Linked DNA regions of Homo sapiens: region 1 is linked to region 2. Evidence: read pairs that join two places in POLR2A ChIA-PET (ENCODE). Cell type or tissue: GM12878. All regions are shown on one strand.

Evidence for each region. ChIA-PET counts read pairs that join two places held together with the same protein. Peaks named below come from ENCODE experiments on the same cell type or tissue, not always from the same donor. Only the 100,000 strongest peaks of a DNase experiment are listed, where the experiment ranks them.
Region 1: POLR2A ChIA-PET joins it to region 2 with 10 read pairs; 2 of 35 experiments call an interaction of 5 or more read pairs at or near these places.

Annotation. Positions count from the first base shown.
Region 1 is chr2:190,602,548-190,610,547 of GRCh38, reverse strand. All of the region lies in intron 4 of NEMP2-DT (NEMP2 divergent transcript), which reads right to left. It also overlaps a transcript of NEMP2 not described here. Among named protein-coding and RNA genes, the nearest start is that of NAB1, 43 kb to the left of the region's middle. RefSeq lists an enhancer at 1,759-2,958. In GM12878, no CTCF peak of the experiment used is centred here; a DNase peak (open chromatin) is centred at 4,187.
Region 2 is chr2:190,675,439-190,683,438 of GRCh38, reverse strand. All of the region lies in intron 6 of NAB1 (NGFI-A binding protein 1), which reads right to left. Among named protein-coding and RNA genes, the nearest start is that of NAB1, 30 kb to the right of the region's middle. RefSeq lists enhancers at 4,652-4,701, 7,555-7,624. In GM12878, a CTCF peak has its summit at 2,954 (motif pointing right); DNase peaks (open chromatin) are centred at 2,949, 3,416 and 4,588; H3K4me3 peaks cover 2,757 bases; H3K27ac peaks cover 5,550 bases.

The DNA of each region.
Region 1 (8,000 bases), 73 kb after region 2:
ATCAAACTTGACTTATGGAGCCAATAAAGCCCTTGGAAAACTGGCCTCATATTTTGCATACACAGTCCCTGTACAGGGTTTCTGATCTGTGGTAAGCAAACAATGTCACTTTCCAAGAGGCCAGGAACCCCAAGTTATCTTGGAACCTCAAGAGGAGAGGAATTCACCCAATTCATAGGTATTTGATGGTACAAATCCATGGCTGGGCTTGGCTTTAAAAAGGTCTCATCTTAGATTCCTTCTATGGAACAAAGTTCCATCAAAGCCAATATAAAAGACCTATGTGAAAATAATTATTCTTGCTGCACTTTATACAAATAATCTGGCCAAATATAATAAAGCATACCAGTCCTACCATGAAGAGAGAAAAATTATGTTTCAAAACTATAGTATACCTGTTAAATTCTAGTCTTGCCTGATTTTTTCAGTTTTTATTGTTTTCTACAGTTTGGATTAAATTCTAATTTTTTGGCTACAGGTCTCCAAAATAATGTTTTCAATTTTTCCCTTTTTCTTTTCCTTTTCCCCCATTCTTCCTAATTGGAAATCACTGAAACCTGAGCTGTGCTTTCGTAAAGCCCTGCAAACTTAAGACTAGACAACTTAAACTTTAGAAGAAAACAGCAGCAACCTCTTTATATGTGTTGCTGTTGCATACTATTCTAGGCCCCCGAAATAGAGCCAATAGAGGGAACAAATCAACCACCTCCACTCCAGCACTGCATTCAGTCCCCATAATGATGACCCTCTCTCAGCAGGAAGTAGCCAGAAAGATTATGATGCCCCATATCCCTATGATCTTGTGATAAATAAATATACAAGCATGATAGAAATCATGCACAAATTGACAGTGGTGATTGTGGCAGGCCAGGTCTCACTAATGCAGGCCTGCATTACAACAACTGTCCCAGCTCTGACTGAGTAGCTAGGTTAAACATTAAAAGCTGATTGAGCCAGTGCCCTTATACAAAGGCTGGAATGTAACAAAGAGCCCACCAAGAGTTTTGCCTAGGCTTTTCATGGGCCTTGAAGTTTGACAAGATAATGAAGGAATTCTTAACAGGACCCTTTTAGGATTAAACAAGTTTTATTGGGGGGTCTGAAGAAACTCCTCGGGCCTCCACAAACAAGTTTATTGAGATCTAAAGGAACTCCCCAAACCTCCATGATTTAGCAGGAGACAAGATAAGGGTAATCACCCCAGCACCTAGACCCATTTAGATTAAGTAAACTTACTGAGGCTCTAGAAGGTCTTCAGGACTCAGACCTTAGTTATAGATTAAAAGAAGTTAATCACTTATGTCTTTAGATTAATTCACTCAGTTACACATAGACATATAGCTTAGAAGGTATATAAGCTCTGGAAAACTTTGTAATTTTGAGTTGGTCTGGCAATAATTTCCAGGCCTTCTCCCTGTAACTGGTTACAGAAATACTCTCTTCGTCCCCAGTTCATCTGCATCTCATTATTGGGCCACGAGAAATAGCAGCCCAACCCCCATATTGGTTCAGGAACAATGCCAAGAGCATGCTGTAATCCCCTCTATACAGTAGTCCCCCTTATCTTCATAGAATACATTCCAAGAACTTCAGTGGAGCCTAAAGCTGCAGATAGTACCAGACCCTATATATATTTTCTTTTTATACATACGTACCTCTGATAAAATTTTTTTAATAAGGTTCAGCTAACAGATTAACAATAATAACTAATAATAAAATAGAACAATTATACTACAGTAAAATCATACGCATGTGGTCTCTCTCGCTCCTTCAAAATATCCCATTGTTCTGTATTCCTGTGGCAACAGCTTCTTCATTAGCAGACACAGCCTCTCTAGTAATTTATATATTTTTCAGTCCAAACCTATTCCTGAATCTGTTAACTATCCCTTACTTGCAATAAATGGCTTGGTGTCACTCGTTTCAGGGGATCCCTTGCTGTAGGGATCAATGCTTGTCTTCATACAGGCTCAATGCTTTCTGGTGCAACGTGTTGCCAATCAAAACACATTTCTTTTAATGTCTCCCACCTGCAAACTGAATGCCTTTTTCATCTTAACTAAGCACTTATCATACTCTATGGCCATGACGTTTACAGTTTGAGGTGCTGTAACCAGCACAAATATATTTTTCTTTACAAATTCACGGGTAAAAGATTTGTTCTTATAAATTTTGTTAATTTCAGCAATTTTTTTTTCTTTCCTTGTTAAGTCAAGAACTTTCACCTTTTCACTTAAGTGAAGCACTTTATAGCTTCTCTTTGGCATATACGAATTGCCAGCATCACTACTCTCGCACATTGGGACCATTATTAAGTAAAATAAGGATTACTCGAACACAAGCACTGCGATACTGCAACAATCTGATAGCCAAGATGGCTACAAAGTGACTAACGGATGGGGAACGTGTACGGCGTGGGTACGGGGGACAAAGGGATGATTCACATCCTGGGTGGGACAGAGCAGGACAGCTTGAAAGTTTACACCCTACTGAGAACGTCACACAATTTAAAACTTATTATTTATTTCTGGTGTTTTCTATTTAATATTTTTGGACTGCAGTTTACCATAGATAACTAAAACTGCAGAAAGCAAAAGTACCAATAAGGAGTGACTACTGTACACCAGTCTTCATCTCAGAGTCTGTTTCCAGGGAAGCCCACCCTGAGGGAATGAGTGTTCACATCTATAAAATACAGGGGTTATGCTATCAGAAGCATGAGTCAACAAAAGAAAAATAGATTGTACTTCAAAATGAAAAGCCTTTGTAATTTTACCTGGAAATGGCTGGAGGTGATGATTGCACGGCAACTGACTGTACTTAATGCCACTGAACTGTGCTCTTGAAAATGGATAAAATAGTAAATTTATGTTATGTCTAATTTTACCACAATAAAAATTAATTAATTTTAAAAATACAGGAGTAAGGTTGGATGTGCTTTTGGTTTCCTGCCCATGCTAAAGGTCCACAATTACTCTGAGTTACTTGGCAGCCAAATCTGGGTTGGTGTGATTTCAGGGGCTAGACTGTAGCATTTCTCAATCTTGGCTGTGTATTAGAATCACTTTGGATTTAAAAAAAAATGATGCTTCAGTTCTGCCCATAGTAGTTCCTGTGTAATAGTCTAGGGTCATGGCTTTGGTATTTTTAAAAGCTCCCAGTGATTCCAGTATGCAAACGCAGTTGAGCCTTACTGGGCTAGAAGAACCACAGCCCACTCCTTACCACCCACTTGCTGTTGCCCCTGAGATTTGGCCACCTGCTTATCCTTCCAGCCTCATCTTTCTGACTCCCTCCTACACATACCCAAGCTGCAGCTGAACCAAATGACTTGTCATTTATCCTCTCCTGTCAAACCCTGACTCCTATTCCCTTGCTCATGTTTCCGCTGACAAGATTACATTCCTCTGACTGATTCCAGCCCTCGTGAACCCCTTCTTGGGAAACTTGCCTTCAGCACCCGCCATGGGCTGTTCAGATGCCTCCACTCTGAACCCTGGAAGTGCCTCACATGTCAGCACCTATACTGAGGACTCTGGATCAGCACACCAGAGCAGGGATCAAGTCTTCCTCCCTGCATTCCCGGTACAAGGTAGGAAGCCAGGCACCAAGGAAGCTGCCAGTAGGTCTTATTTGAATAAGATTTCTTTAATAAGAGGTCATTTGCTCCACAATTAAATAGAAATTCTTAAAGTAAATGCATTGGGAAAAATTAGCATATCTGTATAAATAAGGCATTTTTAAAAAAAATTAATTGAGCTATTATTATATGCCTGGGATTGTGCTAATGCTTTACTTGGAGTTTCTTGTTGAATTTTCTTTTCTTTTTTATTTTTTTGAGTCAGCGTCTCACTGTGTCGCCAGGCTGGAGTGCAGTGGCACGATCTTGCTCACTGCAACCTCTGCCTCCCAGGTTCAAGCAATTCTCCTGTCTCAGCCTCCCAAGTAGCTGGGATTACAGTCCTGCCCCACCACACCCGGCTAATTTTTGTATTTTTAGTAGAGACGGGGTTTTGCCATGTTGGCCAGGCTGGTCTTGAACTCCTGACCTCAGGTGATCTGCCTGCCTTGGCCTCCCAAAGTGCTGGGATTACAGGCGTAAGCCACCATGCCTGGCCTCTTGTTGAACTTTCACAGCAACCTTAGGAGGCAGATACGATACTTTTCATGTTCGAAATGAGGAACTAATTTCAGACAAGTGAACTTGGCCAGGATCACAGCTAGTGTGCCGCAGAGCTGGGAGTTTCAGTTGGTACACAAGTGATGTTTCCAGAGCCTTCCTGATTTGGGGAAGAGGACAGGAAAAATTTAGGTCACTGGGAATCTAAAAGGAGGAGAGGGGCTGTAACTAGTAGGAAAAAGGAAGTTAGAAAAAAAGGCCACTGAAAGAAAAGACAAACTGTAATCTTCCCTATTTTGGTCCGGCCTTAGCTTAACTGTGAGTGAGTATTTAAATCACAAGCGCAAGACTGGAAGGTGGACACTGTGAAACTCTTGTTCCTCAGATACATTCCATTGAATTCAACCCAACAACATTTATTCAGGATCTATGGTGTGCCAGAAACAGTGTGAGATGTCTGAATTCCAAGTACAGATAATATAGATCTTTGCCCATAAGGAGTTCTCACTTTAGTGGGGCCAAGAGGTACACTGTCAACAGACACTCCAAGCACAACGGTATGTGTTCTATAATCTAGGTATGTGTTAAGAGCTGTGAAAGTGCAGAGAAGCTAAGTTTCCCAGAGAAATCTGAGAGGGTTTTACAGGAGAACTGACATTTGAATTTGGCTTTGGCACATAGAAGATGGCCATGTGGAACAAGAAATGAAAAGTTGAGCAGCTGCAAAAGCATAGACTCAAAAGACATGGTAGGGCTGGGTGCGATGGCTACACCTGTAATCCCAGCACTTTGGGAGGCCAAGGCAGGCAGATCGCCTGAGGTCAGGAGTTCAAGACCAACCTGGCCAACGTGGTGAAACCCCATCTCTACTAAAAATACAAGAAAATTAGCTGGGTGTGGTGGTGGGGGCCTGTAGTCCCAGCTACTCCAGAGGCTGAGGCAGGAGAATTGCTTGAACCTGGGAGGTGAAGGTTGCAGTGACCTGAGATTGCGCCACTGCACTCCAGCCCAGGTGACAGAGCGAGCGAGACTCCATCTCAAAAAAATAAATAAATAAATAAATAAAAATTAAAAAAATTAAAAAAAGACGTGGTAGATTGGGAACAAGCAAAGGAGTTGGGGTCATGGCAGGGAATAGTGGGGCGGGCAGGGGAGGGTGGGACAAGATTGTGAGGTGTTGGTCCTCTATACCATGCCAAGGAATTCTGACCTTATTCTGTGAATTTATAAGAAAGAGAATGACGTAATTAAATGTGTATCTTAGAAAAAATTACTTTAATGTCAACATGGGGGTTTCAGTGAGAGAAAAGTTAGGATTCTTACAAAATGAAAAATGAGAGTTCAGGGGTAGACGTGCACTGTATATGTATGTGTTTATGTTTATGGATATGTATGTGTGAGAAATAATCTGTAGGACTTGGCAACCAACTGAAACAGGAGAGCATGAAAAAGGGAAAAGTCAAGGGTCCCAGGCTTCTGGTTTAAGCAACTAGGTGACTTAACTGAATTAACAAAAACTGGGAACACAGTTTTACGTTCGGTTTTGGTCACAAGGCATGTGAAGTGCTAAAGGGACATTTTTGTGGAGGCAGAAATGATAAGAAATGATACAGGAGGCATGACAATGTGACCCAAGAAGTCAGGTTAGGGAGAGAGCTGAATAACAATATTATCATTTTTTAAAAAATGAATGCTGGACTGCTGGACAACATTAAAACACATCTGGGAGGCAGAGTGGTGCAGTGGACATGAGCTTTGGAGCTGAAGAAACCCAAGCTTCTTGACTTTGCTACTTAGTGCTGTGACCTTGAGAATGTGACCTACCCTCTCCGAATCTCACATGTGAAATGAAGGCAGTATTAATCTGTCTTCAAGGTTGTGTTCAGCCTAGCAATAATGTATGCAAACTCCCAACGGCACTGGGCTGAGTAGGCACATTGTGGTTTCTGTTGTTCAAGCGCGCAGATGGAAAGGGTTGGGTTAAAGGTGAGGAAGCCGACTCACCTGTGTTCAGTAGAAAGAAGGGAAGAGACTATTTGCCAGAAGTACCTGTAGTAAGGCAAGGTGCTGTTACTATCCCTAAAGAAAGGGATCTTCAGGTCCCAGAAGTAGGTGTTGGGGTAGGAAAAAGTCCATACCACCTTTTCCATTTGATCCCTCTAGTCACCCTCAAACGGATGAAATCATTGTACTGTTCGGGTTGGTTTTCAGGGTAACCCTGTCTATGCCCTTTTCCCACTCACTCTCCAAGAAAGAATAAAGTGGGGGAGAGAAGGAAGGAGGCACCTATCGATGGACACGTAGACCATCCCTAGCTGCTTATTCACAACTAGATTCCCTTTCAGGTGCGACACATTCTTTCATTTTATAATAGAGAAAGAAGTAAATGACATTCATTGATTTCAAATTATAATCAGTTCATTAAGTAAAAATGATTAAAATGAGGTCCTTTCCTACTTTGATTAGAAGAAAGAATGAAAATGGTAGAGGAGATCTGAATATGGAAAATGTATGGATGGTTGGGAGGGTTGTTTTAAAAAGGTGGGGGGTGTAAAGAGTAGGAACACAGAAAACATACTCCAGAGTTTGCCCAGTGTTGGTTTCCAATATTTGACAGACATTAGCTGCATGTAAGATTTTTGTTGTACAAAGCTGCCAACAATGGCAACTGTGCATCTAGAAATTTGTGAAGCTGTTGTTATAATTGTTGTTGACTTTGTTCTAAGAGGCTTTCTTCTCTGAGAATCTACAGAACTATCATAGCACTCTCTACTTTCCTAAATGCCAGAGCTCCCCGGGTGTCAACGTTCAGTGCAATTCAGCACACTCTGATGCATTGCATACTAGATGCCAGACACTGCCCCAGGAGTAGGATGGATAAAAGGGAGCCACTGTCTCAGGGAGCTTCCAGTGTGGAGAGAGTGGAAGCAGCTGTGGGGATAGGAGAAGATGAGGATGAGGGAGGCAGATGAACAATGGCTACGGAAACAAATATATTTATTATTTCCCACAAATGACCCGGGCCTTGACCCATTTGCAACCATTACGTAATCACTGAAACAAGTTCAGCTAAATTATTCAAAAATCTCTGAATGTCAATTCCATTTAATTTTAAATAAGAAGCATCTCTGAGAGGGATGATTTTTGGAAGAATGACTAAGGGAAAATATTTTTCCAGCAGGGTTTTTGCACAGGAAAAAATTCATTGCTTCCATCCCCACTTCCCACACCCCACATTCCATACCCCTTGGTGTAAAAATATTTGTATTTAAATAATTTTAAATGTCATACATTTATAATTAAAAGCAATTCTGTGCTCAGAGGAACAGAAATTACTGACTTTAAATCAATGAGAAAAACTAAATTTTCCTCAAAGGAAAATTTCATGAGATTCAAAGTGGTTTAAATCAAGCTAATGGATATAAGCCCATCAGTTACATATGGTCTCTGGTGACCACTGATGTCACTGCCCACCTCCAGCAGCAGTATATAAGGCATTCCAGCAAGGACTCTTCATTTCTCCCAGTCTCTCCTTGCTCCCTCTTCCTTCCCACCTTTCAGTATTCCAGGGCTGGTTTTGCACAAAATGTTTTTGTTTCCTTCAAAACTATGCTTGCCTACAGCTCCTGATTTTGCCTGCTTGACATCCCTTCTTCTAACACAACAGCCTTTCTCCCCATTCTCTGCCCCAGCCAGAAAACTGCACTCCCTTGGCCACAATGACTGGTTCAGCCATGGGCATGTACAGGAAGACAGGGCAGTCACAGCCTTCACCGAGGAAGAAGTAGAGTGGAAAGATGGGGAGGGGTAGATTCCTGGTGACTGAAGGGCACTCCCTGGGTTCCACTCAACCTGTCGTGGTTAACTCTGAGTGTCAACT
Region 2 (8,000 bases):
TGCAGTGGCTCACGCCTGTAATCCCAGCACTTTGGGAGGCCAAGGTGGGCAGATCACCTGAGGTCAGGAGTTCGAGACCAGCCTGTCCAATATGGTAAAGCCCCATCTCTACTAAAAAAAAAAAAAAAAAAAAAAAAAAAATTAGCTGGGAGTGGTAGCACACGCCAGAAATCACAGCTACTAGGGAGGCTGGGCAGCTACTTGGGAGGCTGAAGCATGAGAATCGCTTGAACCCAGGAGGCGGAGGTTGCAGTGAGCCGAGACTGCACCACTGCACTCCAGCCTGGGTGACAAAGGGTGATAAAGTGAGATTCTGTCTCAAAAAAACAAAAACAAAAACAAAACACATAAAAAACATTTAACCTAGTGGGGGGTTTGATTAGCCACTATCCTCGCATTGGACATTTTTTATTCTTTTCCTAATTTTTGGTTTTATGAAAAACACTGCAAAAATATTTTCATGGAGATAGCATTTTCGATAGCTTAGATTATCTACTACAAAAGATTCCCAGAAGCAGAATTACTGCAGAGATGATATTTTTGTGCCTTATGTACTTTCGCTAAACCTATAGAGGGCCTTTACTAGTTTATCATACCACAAGCAATACATGACAATTTCCTTGTCAGCACTAAGAATTCTTGTTTTCTTAATTTATGCCAATTTATCTATACTTTTGATACTCAAAAATCATTTAATTTTTATATGCCTGTTTTATATGCTATAGTTGTACATACTTTTATTTTGTGATTTCAACTGTTGCTATAAAGTTTAGAGAAATTCTGCTTCAGAAATTTGGTTCAGTACTTAAATCTACCCTCTAATTTTTCTAAAAGTTTGATTTGTTTTTTAAATTTAACCCTCTGACCTATCTGAAATTAATTTTGTTACATGAAATGTGGCTAACGATCCAAACTAAATGTTCTTTAAAGTGCTAACCGATAATCCCAACCTGAATTGCTCAAGGATTCCTTCATGTTGGCTTGCGATTTCACCTTTATCATAACCTATGACAGGAAATGGAGCTTTGGAATTCGAAAGGCCTGTCACCACTCACTAGCTATGTGACCACCGGATGAGTAACTTAACCTTTCTGAACTTCAGTTTCCTCACAGGAAAATTGAGGATAGGAGAACCTATCTATTAGGATTGTTGTGAGGACCAAATGAGATAAAGCAAGTGAGATAATGCCTTCAGCATGTAATAATTACTAAATAAGTAAGTATATCAATACATACTAAATTCCCATAATAAATAGGGCCTATCTGGGGGCACTGGATAAAACTTCAACTTAAATTACTTCCATTTTATACTTGGTATTCCACCTACTTTTTTCAAGGTTTTCTTTTTTTGACTGTTTATTGCTCATGATCATTATAACTACAAAATATCATGACAGCATGGTTTTAGTAACTTTAGTGAAACCTCCTAAAGGACTCCTCACAGAAATTAGCATTTACAATTAAACTCCAAAACATTATTTCTCCCCTTCTTTGATAAGCTATATATTTGCAGCAGAGGGCAAATCCTTAAAAACCAAAGTTCTTACAATACACAGCAGAAAAAGATGGAATAATGTAATAATAACAAAATATTTTACCTTATTTGGGATATAAGATAGTGGTTCAAAAATTTTCCCCCATCAGGGTCTTTTCAATAAATTATTTCTCCACTGCAGATTTCTTTCAAATATTTTATCTATCAAAATACATTCCCCAAGTAATAACTAATTTGCTATTTTTAAAATTCAAAGACATGATATAGAGCCAAGAGCTAATAAACTTAACGTCTTAAGATGGTCCTATGTAGCTTTATCATGGGCCAGTATGTAATTAGCACTTTTGAAGTGTTGAAAATAGCCACTCTTCTAGGTTTCCATGTTGGCTCACAGATGTGTATGGAACATAATCATAAAATAAGCTAAAATGAACTTCATATAAGTGTATACAGTCCAAGCTAAATCCAAAGTTCCCTTTTTCTTAGCCATTCCAGTTTTCTTATAAATAAGTTTTCTATTTAGACTGAAAAATCCAACTTTCTCTTTAGCAAACCCCCACCCCACTGGAACTGCTTAAGTTCTCAAGTTCAGTGAGGTAAGCTAGTAGAAGAGTTAGAACAACTTCAATATAAGCGGTTATCATTTTCCAGGGGTCTACAATATACCAGTCCCTATGTTCTATATTTTATGTTCATTATTTCATTTAATCTTCATCACAGACAAGACTGGGTTTCCTTTTTTTTACAGCTACAACGCTAGCTTCAAAGCCTATGCTCAGTCCATAAATTCAGAGTTACTACCTTTATGAAACTCACAAAAACACAGGCATTTCTATAAACAGAAATTATAGCTCTGTTTTTCATAAGCTGGACGGGCTTTAACTATATGACTTGCAGAGTTCAAAACCCAACTCTACTACTTATTTGCTGTGATACTGGGTAGATTATTTCATCTCTCTGTGTCTATTTTCTCATCTATAAAATGGGGATAACAATAGTACTTAACTTGCAGAATCATTTTAAGGAAGCAGAAAATTCATGAAAAATACTTAACACAGTGCCTGGCCCATAGGAATTACTTGATAAATGTTTGTTACTGATATCTGTTAAGTTCATCCAAAAAGCCACCAGATTTAATCAGAGTAAAGCATCATACTGGGGAAAAAAGAGAAATTTTATGGACAATTACAAAGTACAGACATCTTAGAGAAGGAAGAACTCAACATTTAATACTAAAATCAACCAGAGAATATTAAGCACATTCGTGGGGAACTATCTCAGTGAAAAGAACACTGGAAATCTAGAAACATGTGTTTATACATTCAACAAAAATGTCGCATCCACCCAGCTGATTCATACACTGTACTCAATATGGGAATACAACGTCAAACAAGATGGCCATGCCTCAGGCGCTCCTGACAACACAGTCCAGGGAGGGAAATGGACGGAGACCCAGAGCACAGCAGAGGGCGCTGTGGCAGAGCAGGCATCCCAGAGGCCAGGGTGTCTAGGCTGAGAGTTCCAAAAGAAAGCAGCTGGTACAGATGCCTGGAGGCAAAAAGAACAGGGCACACTCTGGGAAGCCGGAAAATATTCAATATACACTGAAAAAGAGGGAGTGGTGAGGGAAGGTGGAAACACAGGGCCAGATTCTGTAAGCCCTTGTAAGCTATGTTAAGAATTTTAGATCTTATCTTAAATACAAAGAGAAGCCATTGAAAGTCTCAGGGAAGAGACTGATCGGATTTGCATTTCAGAAAGCCCATCACATGTGAATGTGATGGGGAGAATGTACGCGGAGGAGGGGAGTTCAGGGTGGTGACAGGGACACTGGTTAGAGGGCTGCTGGTGAAGGCCCAGCCCTGGACAGTGGCAGGTGCCGCAGAAATAAGGCAACTGAGAGTTTGGTTATGACATTCTCTAGAATAAGGAACTCAAGATCACGAGGTCTGGGAGGGGCCAGAACACTGATGAATTCGGTTGAGCTCATTTGCTAGTGAGACCTCCGTGTGTAGATAAGCCAGGTAAGCAGGGGCAGTGAGTTTGGAGCTTGGGGTAAAATCAAGGCTGGAGACCCAGATTAGAGGGTTATCAGTTCATCAGCAGAATCTGAGTGGAGTGCACCAATCAGAATCCCCATGAGCCCCAATGCCTCAATACTGTTTCTGGAAGAACTTGCAGGAGAAAGGTATGATCTAGGCATTTCACATTAGGAACCAGCTGTGTGATCTCAGGCAAAAAAGTAAACCTCATTATTTCCAGTGATCCAAATTTTTAAATTAGGATTACACCACCTGTGTATCTGCCCACTGGAAGTTTGTGGGGATTAAATAAAGTAACGCAAATAAGTGAACCTTGGAAAAGTACACATTGCCATACAAATACCTGGTGGCACTAAAGTCAGGATTATTCAACCATGAGAATACTGAAAAAGCTGGATGGGGGAACCTCAAACTCTACATGTGAAAGTTGCTAGAAAATGGACACTATTCCACCATTAATAAAGATAAATAAAAGCCTAAAATAAGTAATAAATAACAATTATCCAAAGTAATCAGTGATCTCTCTGCAACTGAGCACATTAGTCATTATTTACTCCTACAGTCTTGACAGTTCACTGTGGATGGAAAAACTACAAAATCGAGTAGCTATCACTGCATGTCACATAAAGTAGATTTAAGGTCCCCAAAATATATGACTTAGAAATAAAAGTAAGAACATTCCCAAGAAACTGGTCTCTTTCACATTATGTGTGGTGCACAATTTCGTTATGTCTCGTAAGCTTGTTTCCCAGGCACCAGCTAGCTGCACCATACTATGAGCAATCTATCTCCATGTCATATTTTTGGCTGATGCCATTAATCACAGTGTTTCCTTGCTGACGAGACTCTGGGTCTGATCACTGAGAAAATAAAAGCTATGGGACGGAGGCTGGTGCATGACCTAATTACTCTCATCCCATTGGTCTCCATCCCCATGCCTCCTCATCCTTTCTGCCGAACACTAGCAAGCTGCTTTAAAGCCACTGCTTAGCTGTCTCTAGATGACTTGTTACAGCAGATGTTCTCAACCCCACATGTGCATTTTCCTTTTTTCTAATCACACTTTCTGTATGAATAGCATATTGTAATGCTTCTGTTTTTTCTGATCCAGAGGGGAAGAGTCTACGTCAAATTAGACCAGCTTTCTTTTCAACAAGCTTAGTAGCAGCGTAGGTGGATATTCTGAACCTCTTTCCTCCCCCTTCCTTGCTCTCCCACCCCCACCTTGCTGGAACTGCTAGCAGATGTTTCCTTTAGGTCTTTCTTCTTCAAGCCCCAGTTCTCTGACTTCCTGGGCTCTATTAACAAACCTCATTTCTTTCATCCACTTATCTCTGAATGCTTTGCACCTCTGACTCCCACAGGGTCAAGAATGCTGTCATTTCCCATCTCTGCCCAGTCTCCAGCAATTTCAGCGAATGAAGAAAACTCAAATGAGAAATAGCACTCAGTCCAGTTAGTCAGCTGCCATCACCAGGTCTGAGACTGTAGCTTTATATATCCTTCCTCCCTTCTAAGATGTTACTTATAACATTGGAGTTAATAACAAATTTGTTCATGGAACTGAATGTGTTCTTAATGAAAAAGAAAGGTTACCAATTGAATTCACTTTTAACTAACATTTAAAAAAATTTAGGAGAAGACAAGAGAGCCAGGGACTTTGGCTCTTGATTTTTCATCCCCTTGAATGAGCTGTCAAGCCACCTTAAATATGTTCTTTCATAGGTAGGACATAAGGAAATCAAACTAATTTTTCTGATTTACTCTGTGTATCTTCCCAACACAAGGTTTTTACTCATAAACAATCAGCATATCAAATGAAAATTTCTTATATTTAAATATTTTGTAATTTACATTGTTAAATTTTCTACTCAAAACTTGTAACTGTTTACTACATAACATTTCTTGGATTAGAAAATAATAACTGCCACCATCCACCCTTTTCAAAGACTACCAGTCCTGCACACATTTCGCCCTTCACACGGTACTAGGAGGAAAGGTATAACCCCAATAGTGTTTTTTTCACAGGTAAGATGCTTTGTGAATAATCATTAGCACCTAGGAAGGTGGTACTGCTTTGACATTCAGGAATCAGACATAGATAGGAAGCCCCGGCTCTGCTACTGGATAGCAGTTTGGCAACACAGGTGAAGATACTGAGCCTGTCTGGGTCTCTCCTTGGCTGTAAAATGGAAATCATAAAGCCTCCACATAGGTTAGACAAGAATGTTTGTGATAATGAATTCCAAATGTCTAGTAGGGACTGACACAAAATAAAAGCAATACAAAGTAGCGATTTTTACAATTGCCCCAGAATGAGAAGATTTAATTAGATCTAATTCAAAAGATAAGTAAGAATAAACAAAATCTATTTTCATTTCAGCTGAAAGTGGACTCACAGAGGGCTGTGTTCCAGTGGACATGTTATTCATTCCGTCTAAGCAGAAGGATTCCAACCTCACTTACTAACTAGCTGAAGAAACGTTTCCCTAGAGATTTCATTCCAAATGGTAGGTTCCTTAAGGCACACCTAAGCTAGCAGGCGATCTTTTTCTCCATGTCCATCTCATATATTCTAGGAATTAAAGTTCAAAATCTGTTTTTTAATGTTTAACATACCCTGTAAGGAGGAACACTATTTAAGGACAACAGATTATCTTGATTACTTCTATGCAATGTGTATACTGCTATTTTTTTTTTAAATCAAATAAGTAACTATCCTTTAAGGGGGAACAACCTACTACATAAATAAGAGCTTTCCAGGTAGAAAAATCAGACAAGTCAATGAATTATAACTTCATTCCACCCAAGCCTTCATGTATAGATCAGGAAAACACAGTATTTAGGAACGAAAGATCTTACTGAGCTTGAACACAGCACTACTTGTATTAGTGTACCCTAATGCATTAATAATGACAAGCAAAAAAATGTTTCTCTTTCCTTTACATGTCAAATTATTTTGATGTTATTTTATTTTATCTGCTCAACATTACATTTCTTTTTGTTCCCTGTAAAAATTATGTTTTTAAGATGGAAAAAGCCAGCAATGTGGCACATATGCTTATTGTTATAAAGGATTTTAGAACACTTAAAGATTTGAAAAAAGAGAAAAACTTGTCTCATTAGTTTGGGCCTTGTAATTAGAAATCTGTTACACTATAAAATGGGCTAAGCTTAAGTTTATTTGTACGTTACTTAAAAACTTTTTTTCCTTTGTTTGAGACAAGGTTGTGCTCTGTTGCCCGGGCTGGAGTGCAGTGGGGCAGTGATTCTCCCACCTCAGCCTCCTGATTAGCTGGGACTACAGGCACATGCCATCATGCCTGGCTAATTTTTGTAAGGATGGGGTTTTGCCATGTTGCCCAGGCTGGTCTCAAACTCCTGGACTCAAGCAATCCATCTGCCTCAGCCTCACAAAGTGCTGGGATTACAGTCATAAGCCACCATGCTCAGTCTTGTATATTACTTTCTTTAAATAGAAAATAACAAGCTGAGAATCACAAGAGAAAGACTCAAATGAAATAAGAGAAAAAGTATGTTAAAAGAATTCTAAATTCTTTCTAGTTTTATTTATGAGGTCCTTTGTGTCAATCACATTCCCTAGACAAACTTATTGTTCTCTGAACATGCTTAGTATTTTCTTACCTCTGTCTTTGCCCATGCTAGTCTATCTTTATAATGCCACCCCAATCCCCTCCCCACATCGCTACCTTTTGAAATTCTACCCTTCTTTTAAAAACCCAGCTCAAATTACACCTTCCCAATAGTCTCCCCTGATCTCTTCTCATACCAGAAATTCTCCCTCTCCCCAGAAGCCATATAGAAGGTAGACATAAAGCACCAGTACTTGGTGAAAAGTTTTAAGGGAGTGGTAACTTTATACAGCCAGTACTATCTACCTCATAACAGCTTCCGGAAATAGTTCTGGTATCTCAAATTTGACTTATAGTACAGCACAGACAAGGATTCATACCAATACTATATATTTTGCAAAGGATTACACCATCTACATGTGTAGGTATACATACACACAAGACACACACACGTTCAAGAGATACTGATGACCTGCAATACACAAGTGCTTTTTAAGAAAGAGGAACAGAACAAAATTAAAAACAAACCAACAACAAAAAAGTGAGCCACTGTCCTAAATTCAAAGGTGTAGTTACTACTTATTTCTGGGAAACAAAATCAAAAGTCTAGTGTCTATAAAAGCATTTAAAGAAGCCTGGGGCCGATTGTCGCTTGTCTTATTTAGGAAGGGTTAGAAGAGTTATTCACAGGGAAAAGTAACACTGATTATCTTAATTTTGAATCCAGAGCTGTTCAAGTGGCTTTGTGACCTCCAGTAAACCAATAAACTAACCGTATAGAACTATAACTCAAGTATCTCTAGTGGAGTATATTTAAAGGAACAGAAAGGTCATATCTAATGTTACAGCCCAACACTTTGTGCTTCTAAT